Regions from separate parts of the Homo sapiens genome. Here region 2 is linked to region 1. A link is a contact called in ENCODE Hi-C or POLR2A ChIA-PET data. All regions are on one chromosome and are shown on one strand. Each heading gives the region's core, a stretch centred on a gene start or an enhancer-like site at or near the end of the contact. The rest is flanking DNA. Distances are from core to core; before and after follow the strand shown.

Region 1 (4,293 bases), core at 1,622-4,121:
TCCCCAATGCAACAGCACTGAGAGGTGAGACCTTTAAGAGATGAGTAGGTCATGAGGGTGAAGAGGCAGAGCCCTCCTGGATGGATTAAGGCCTGTATTGCAGGAGTGGCTTCCGGATAAAAGCATGAGTTCAGCCCCTTCCCTCTTTCTCTCATGTGCGTGATCTCTTGACCTTCTGCCTTCCTTCATGGGATGATGCACCGAGAAGCCCTTGCCAGATGCCAGCCCTTCAACCTTGAACGTCCCAATCTTTAGAACTGTAAGAAATAAATCTCTGTTCTTATAAATTACGTAGTTTCAGGAATTCTGTTATAGAAGCATAAAACGAACTAAGATAATCCCTATAGGCAGAGTTTTTGCTGCTACCCAAGTTGCCGTCAGCCCAGTATTTCCCAATTATGGCATACCCAACATCTCACATTGGTACCCACCTGCCCTTGAAGGCATGAGCACCGCTCCCATCCTAGGCTCTGGCTGTTACAACCCATTGTCACAATACAAGCAGCTTATCCCATTATTCAGTTACTTGGCAAGGCCAGGAATGTTTAACACACAAGATGACAGCTTTGCTGTGGGGGATGGAATGAAAAGGAGGAAGGGAAAAGGTCTCCGATTAGATGCCTTACGTCTGGATTAGCTGCCCTAGGGTGGGAATCTAGTGTCTGGGGTGAGGGTGGGTTGAGTGATGCTGGTTGGGAGAGTGTCACTGACTGAGAAACATGACAGATTGCCTCCTGTCACTGTCTCCTGAGTCAGAGTTTGTCCTTGGCGAAGACTGTAATAGAGACCAGCTAGGAACATGGCTCGGGTGACAGTGGAGAAGGAAAAGGGACCTATGGCTGCAGCTTTGGAAAACAGATCAGCTGCACCATGCCTTGTTGCCTTCAAATTAAGTGGACAGTGTTTTGTTTTTTCTAGTGTTTATGACAAACGTAAGCCCCAGTGCGTATGCCGATAAAATCCAAGTTTAAAAATCCCACCCTCAGCCAGGCACGGTGGCTCACGCCTGTAATCCCAGCACTTTGGGAGGCCGAGACCGGCAGATCATGAAGTCAGGAGTTCGAGACCAGCCTGGCCAACATGGTGAAACACTCTCTCCACTAAAAATACACACAAAAAAAGTAGCCGGGTGTGGTGGCACGCACCTGTAGTCCCAGCTACTCTGGAGGCTGAGGCAAGAGAACCGCTTGAACCCGGGAGGCAGAGGTTGCAGTGAGCCAAGACCACGACATTGTACTCCCACCTGGGTGACAAAGTGAGACTCCATCTCAAAAAAAAAAAATAAAAAAAAATTCCCACCCTCTAAGAGGAAAATTGGAAAGAATCTACTCTTTAATTGCTCCTCTGCCAAAGCAATAACTTGAATGGTCCTTATTAGGAATAGCTCATTACTAACAATAATATTAACTATTATAACAACAAGTTATCGCTTGATCCCAGGAGTTCAAGATCAGTCTGGGCAATATAGTGAGACATCATCTCTACATTAAAGAATTTAAAAATTAGCCAGGCATGGTGAAGCACACTTGTAGTCCTAGCTACTTGGGAATCTGAGGCGGGAGGATCGCTTGAGTCCAGGAGTTTGAGGTTACAGTGAGTTATGATTGTGCTACTGCACTCCAGCCTGGAGTACAGAACAAGACCCTGTCTCTAATTAAAAAAAAAGAAGAAGAAGAAGAAGAAGAAAATTCCAGAATTCACAATGTGTTGCTCCAGGCACCCTGCCTCACCCCAACACTGTAAACATCCCCCCTCAAACCAGTCAAGTTGCTTCCCCATCATTTCCAGCCCCCACCCCCACTTCTCCTTTCTTTTACCAGATAAAGGCTTATGTGAGTGGCGTTTATGCTTTCAGGAATAAGCTAAAGTAGGTATAGACTGAAACCTCTTGGAAATATCTGGGGTTACCATTCCAGGCAAGTGAAAGACAAACTAGGAATCAGTAGACACGATTTCCTAGCTGGCATCCTCTTCTTCCTCCCCTTAAGTTGTTCCTGGAGAGGAAAATAATTTCTAGAACGTCATTCCAGACACCATTAGTCAGCAGGAGAATGGAATCTAGAAGGGGACCTGGAGGACAACAGAGAGCAGACTACCCTGGGACCCGCAGGGTGAAGTAGGAAACAAAGGCCCAAGGGATTTTTTTTTGACTGTAGAGTCAAAGTCATGTTCAGGAGACAGGGCATGGTGATTCTCTCTCTGGGTGGGGAAAGGACCATCTTGGGCATGCTTCCTACTGGGGCGGGTGAGGCCAGCAGGCTTAGGGCTACCTTGAAGATGTTCAAGAGACAGCAGAATGATCTTAAAAACCAGAAGGAAGTGATATGTTTAAAATATATCTCTCAGGGAAATGCGTCTATCTTATCAAGGGACTAGCAGCAGCCTGAGACTGACAGACTCCTCAGCAGGTCAAGCTCAGCACCTGGAAAGTAAGCAAAGATTATGGGGCAAACACCCATAAGGAGGAGATTTTTAAAAAGCAGAGGTTGAATGAACTGAATTTACATAGGATGATCCTTAAATATTCAGTCTGTTCTGTTCTGGATTAGGGTAGAGGGTGACCATAGAAATCAACCAAAACATTTGTAAACGTAGCCAATAGATGATTCTGTATTTTCCTAAAGAATCAGACAATGTTAGGGAAATTTGGATGTCTGATTAAGGGTAACTTCTCAAGGACTAATGTCAGGCTACTAACTGACTGTGCTCTTAACGAGCTTGTATCTATATGTTCCCCTCAGCCAGGGCTGCAACAAGGGTTAACCCCCTCCCTGTTACACCCTCCTAATTACTTCAACACCACAACAGGATGTGAAAGTATCTCAGGGACCACATTCTTCTGCTGGCAGAGGAAGAGCTGACTAATAAACATTCGTGGTTATTTAACACACTCCAACAAATAACACACCAAAGCAATAACATTATGCAAATAATCTCTTTGGTTATTTGCCTGATCAGGTTATTTGCCTGATTATTTGCAAAAGAAAATATGGCCAAGAGGGGAAGCATCTGAATCTCCAATCTTGGCTGAGCGGAAAACTCTGCTTGTAAATCACTCTCCATCTGCCCTGCAGAGTGGCCAGCCCAGGATGCTGTGTAGGGGTGGATTCAAGTCTCACCATAGTTACAGAAATCACTTGCTTAAGCTTCTGCTAACTGCTCCCAACCTCCATTCCTTTGTGTGTAAAGTCGGAGCAATGTAGCGACATGTTCAGTGGTGTGAGGTTTGGTAAACCACGGAGTGCTATACACACATTAGACTGAAGCTCTTGACAGATGTGACACAAGGGTGGTGTCACATCATTCAGATACCTACCTAAGTCATACTGTATTACTGTGTGTGTTAGTCTGTTCTTGCATTGCTATAAGGAAATACCTGAGACTGGGTAATTTATAAAGAAAAGAGGTTTCATTTGCTCACGGTTCTGCAGGTTATACAGGAAGCATGGTGCTGGCATCTGCTCAGCTTCTGGGAAGCCTCATGAAGCTTACAGTCATGGAGGAAGGCGAAGGGAAAGCAGGCATGTCACATGGTGAAAGTAGGAGTAAGGAAGACAGAGAGAGAGAGGAGGGGAGGTGCCACACACTTTTAAATGACCAGATCTCACGAGAATTCACTCACTATTCCAAGGACAGTACCAAGCAGATGATGCTAAACCATTCATGTGAAATCTACTCCCATGATCCAATCACCTCCCACCACGCTCCACCTCCCACCACGCTCCACCTCCAATGTGGGGGATTACATTTCAATATGAGATTTGGGCAGGGACAAACATCCAAACTATATCACCACGGCATGGCAATTTATTGACATATTGGCTCACGTTTGTCTTCCCTATACTTCTTTCTTTTCAATTTCAAGGAGGTAGCCAAATCCTTGGCATTTTTTTTATCTCAGCCCTTTTGCAGGGTGGGACAAATAGAAGGATTTGAGGCTTTTTCAGTTTTTTATGAAAATTAAGCTTTAGGGGGCTGAGGTGGGAGATCACTTGAGGCCAGAAGTTGGAGGCCAGCCTGAGCAACATAGCAAGACTCTGACTCTAAAAATAAGATATTATAAATAAATAAGTAAATAAATAGAAAATGAATACCATCATAGAGATTGCGGATGACGTCCCCAAGGAGAGATAAGATGTGTTTTGGGGACAACAAGAAAGGAAGAGAGATTTTCTTCAGGTGTTAGAAAGCCAAAAGAGAAGGATAAATCATAACCAAGAATGTGGCAGTACCCCCTAGGCTGTACTGCCCACCTCAATAGTTAATATCCATGTGTGGTTTTAAAGTTCTAAA
Region 2 (3,935 bases), core at 554-3,053, 450 kb before region 1:
GTGCAAAAGGGGGATAGCATGGATGAACATATAAGGGTATTGACAGAGAGATGGAGACCATAAAAAGGGACCAAATGGAAATGCTGGAGATGAAAAACACAGTGAAAGACTAATAACTTTGTTATTCTCAGTAGCAGACGTGACTGTGCTGAGGAAGTAGGGTACTTGAAGACAAGTCAGTAGAAATTGCCCCAACTGAAGCACAAAGGAAAAAAAGTGAAAACCAAGACAAAACAAAAATAAACTCAGAGCAGACTATCCAAGAGCTGTGGGACAATATCAAACTAACAGTGATGTAATTGGAATCCCAGTCAGAAAACAGGCAAGGAGACTGAAGAATATTTGAAGAGATGACGAATAGAGTGAACATTTTATCCACAGTGAAGGAATGAAAGGCTTTGCACTCTTTGTTAACCTGGGCCTACATTTGCAGTCTGATTCTTTGTTTCATTAATCTGATCTACTTGGACAAACTTACCTTTCTAATTCAAGTTTTAGAACATGATATATTCATTTATTCCATTTAAAATACATATGAAGTATCTAGTTACTTTCTGAATTGATTGTATGGTCTAAATGAGGACCAGACTAGCTAGTCTCTAGTGCTGCGGTCAGGGAAAAGAGTAGGACTTTAGAAAGAAGATAGCCATGGCTCTAAATTCTGGCCCTGCTGTTTAATGTCTATGTCATATCTGAGCACAGCAGTACCTAGTTTATGAGGCTGTTGAGAGGATTACGGTAAAGTAATTGTTCTGACTGTGAAATACTTGGTTTGGAGTGGTCCCAGGCCTTCCCACGTTTCCTTCCTGTTTTCCAGGTGATGATGAACTGGTTGTCAGGGTAGAGAGGTACTAAGGTAAAGTGTTGCATGGCACATAGTTGGCACTCAGCAAATGTCAGTGCACCTCCTATACCCTAACTAAACCTGGACTCACCCCCAAATCATAATTGTTGCCAGATGCATCCCCGAGGGCAAAGCTGATTTCCTCTTTGTTATGATTGACGTGGGGGATGGATGGAGCCAGAAGAGAGAAGGTCTCCAAGTGAGTCAGAGCCTGGATGGGCTATGCTGCCTGTCTCATTTCCCAGGAATTACAGACTTTGTCATCCTTCCTTCTAGCTTCTCTCAGCACCTAGAGACCCAGGGTTTTAGCCCAAAGCAACATATGAGGCAGTACCTGCCCCGTCAGAGGGGATAGTGCTCTCTTCTAATTTCTCTGCCCCCAAACAGCCACATGCCTGTTTGATTTTCTGTGAACACACATACAAAAGATTATAGTATAAGACATTTATAAATTGACCTTTCAAAAGTAGTTGAATTGGCAAAATTTGATAGTTAACTGGTGATAGGGGCTGACAGATATGGAAAGGTTTCTACATTATTCTCTGTACTTTTGGAGTCCTTGGTGGCTTACCTGTGCTGTCTATATTAATTGTACCTTTGACAGGAGAGTGACCTTATAATATATTAATATATTCTTGCCATTCATTTTAGAGAGATGATTAAACTTGACCAGTTCACCAAATATCCTGTATCAACATTCTGACAGGATTTGACTAATTACAGTGAATTACAATGTAAAAAGATATCCAGCCTAGAGTATTTTAAATGTTTATTCTGCATTTATTTGGACTTTTTGGAGTTATTTTATTGATAGTATATGGGACAGGTGAGTTTTTTTTTGGTCTGAGTGAACTTGAGAAGCATATAGGCATATTTGACTTTTTATAGTGTTTACAGAGAGCAATACAGCCACAGTGTTTGTGGTTATGTACTGAACCACTTGAAAGCACAGCTGTTGGGCAGAGTGGTAGCTCGCTAGCTGTTTGAGTTAGATACACCACATCTTACTATAATAAATAGTAAATATTTAGAGGCTAAAAACCATATCTTACATTATGGGAGAATAGAATAGAACTAATTATTGGGACTTCTGGGGGCTCTTGGCAATTTGGATTAGTTTTTGCTTTGTCCACCAGATCACTTCATTAAAAACGATGTAAGTACTTCTCAAGGAAGGTATTTAAGGGTAAGTGGATAATAAGAACTATTTATTTTCTTAATTGGCATCTAAAGAGGGATGCAGGGGAGTCCCAGGGTGCCCTGGGCGGCAGGATGGGATGCGGGGTGTGGTGGGATGTGGGTTGCGGTGTTGGGGAATGGAGCGGGTGAGAGCGTGTGCATATGCATGTGTGCAGGATGCTGACCGAATGTGAAAGTGAAGGCTCGATTCAGATGTCTTCAGCTAAAATAAAACATTTCAACTAAGCTGATAAAATCATGAATGAGGTATTCATGAGGAGATGTTAGTGTAGAAAAATCTCCAGAGTGGCACTTTTTAAAGAGTAAAGATGGAACAGTATTTATCATGTAGCTTGCCCAGCAGGTTTATGTTGGAGCTGGGATTAGGACCCAGGTAATTGGCACTTCTTGCCTGATGCCCCAAGACACTTCCCGATCAAGTTCATGGCATTGTACCAGGTATTAGGGGATGGTGGTACAATTCCAGTCTCTTGCCCTCTGGGAGATTATAGTCATGTAATATGCAGCTAGACCAGTGTTTTCTTTCTTTCTTTTTTTTTTTTGAGAGGAAACTTGCCCACCTCATTGAATCTTCTGTGGAAAACTAAAATATAAAATAGATGAAAGTCAGAGCTGCTCTGACTATGTGTGTATACATGTGGGGGTCCCAAGTCTTACCACCCCAGCCTCCTCCTCATAGCTCCTTCTCCTTCTTGGGTGATAGGGCTCTAGGGAACAGCTGGGAAGTTTGTGATCTATCCTCAGGCTCCTATGTTGGAAGGGACTGTGAGGCACAGGGATGGGAATGTGCAGAGAGAGGGCTCTGTGGGGCTTATTGCCTGCCTGGTGTTTCCACCGGGCAGGGGTTTGATGAAGATGACATGTCCTCCCAGTGCAGCATCTATTTCCTTCAGTGACGGGGGAGCAGGGGTATTAGAATAACTAATGGTGGCACAGCTTTTTTCCAGGCTTGTTGGACTTTTCTTGTAGAATTTCATTTATTTATTCATTGGTTTAATTATTTATTCATTAATTTGTGAGATATTTACTGAGTTCTTGTTCTGAGACAGATGCTGAACTAACATACTCTGGGGGAGGGGACCAATAGGCTAGCCTGAAAACTGCCTTCCTTGAGGGCTTCCTGAACAGATTTTGACAACCATTCTGAAGAGGGCAGGTGAACCAGCTCTCAACATAGACACCACTGGCCAACCCGTGTTGCCAACTCTTTCTGGACATTGAAGGCTCCTGGCTTTTCTTCACCAACATTAGAAACACACAACTGCAAGTGAACTGTATCTTGGCGGAAGAGCTCAGGTCAAACTGTTGTATTTTTGGATCGAATGCTGGCTTTATTCTAGCACGAGGAAGACTTTGGGTGTGAATGAATTTAGAGTAAGGATGGCAAGAACATCAGAGAGCCCCAAAATGTCTATTGCTATTTTCACAGGCTCTAGATGCTATTTCAAAAAGCTAAGTATGTACAGCATGGCAGATATTGAGGAAATTAATGTACATCTTTTTTGCTTAAAAAACTTCATGTTGTGGCCTGTAATAGTTCATTTGCTTATTTTTATTTTTAAATTTTTTGCAGGATTCTTTTTATTAAAGTAAGACTTATACAAATGGAATTTACCATTTTAACCATTTTTAAGTGTACAGTTTGATGGCATTAAGTCCATTTACATTGTTGGGCAACCGTTGCTACCAGCCATCTCCAGAGCTTTTTTCATCTTCCAAAATTGAAACTGTATACTCATTAAACAATAACTCTCCATTCCCCACTCTCTCAGCCCCTGGAAACTACCCTTCTTTCTGTCTCTGTAAATTTGACTACTCTAGGTACCTCATATAAGTAGAATTATACAGACAGTATTTGTTCTTTTGAGACTGGCTTATTTCACTTAGCATA

The links. Hi-C counts contacts between places; a loop is a spot of excess contacts on that map. ChIA-PET counts read pairs that join two places held with the same protein, here RNA polymerase II (POLR2A). Pooled maps may share reads with other maps.
Region 2: a pooled map shows a loop between it and region 1 (7-fold over the local background). The contact joins two enhancer-like sites. A Hi-C loop is called at or near these places in 4 of 50 pooled maps. POLR2A ChIA-PET finds 5 or more read pairs at or near these places in 2 of 52 experiments (H1 and activated naive CD4-positive, alpha-beta T cell).

The regions. Positions count from the first base shown.
Region 1 is chr5:54,609,254-54,613,546 of GRCh38, reverse strand. It overlaps a transcript of SNX18 not described here. Among named protein-coding and RNA genes, the nearest start is that of SNX18, 94 kb to the right of the region's middle. Within about 2 kb of position 2,871, at least 5 of the 41 ENCODE cell types and tissues checked have a DNase peak (open chromatin) inside an H3K27ac peak, as active enhancers do.
Region 2 is chr5:55,060,464-55,064,398 of GRCh38, reverse strand. No RefSeq gene overlaps it. Among named protein-coding and RNA genes, the nearest start is that of GZMK, 38 kb to the right of the region's middle. Within about 2 kb of position 1,803, at least 3 of the 41 ENCODE cell types and tissues checked have a DNase peak (open chromatin) inside an H3K27ac peak, as active enhancers do.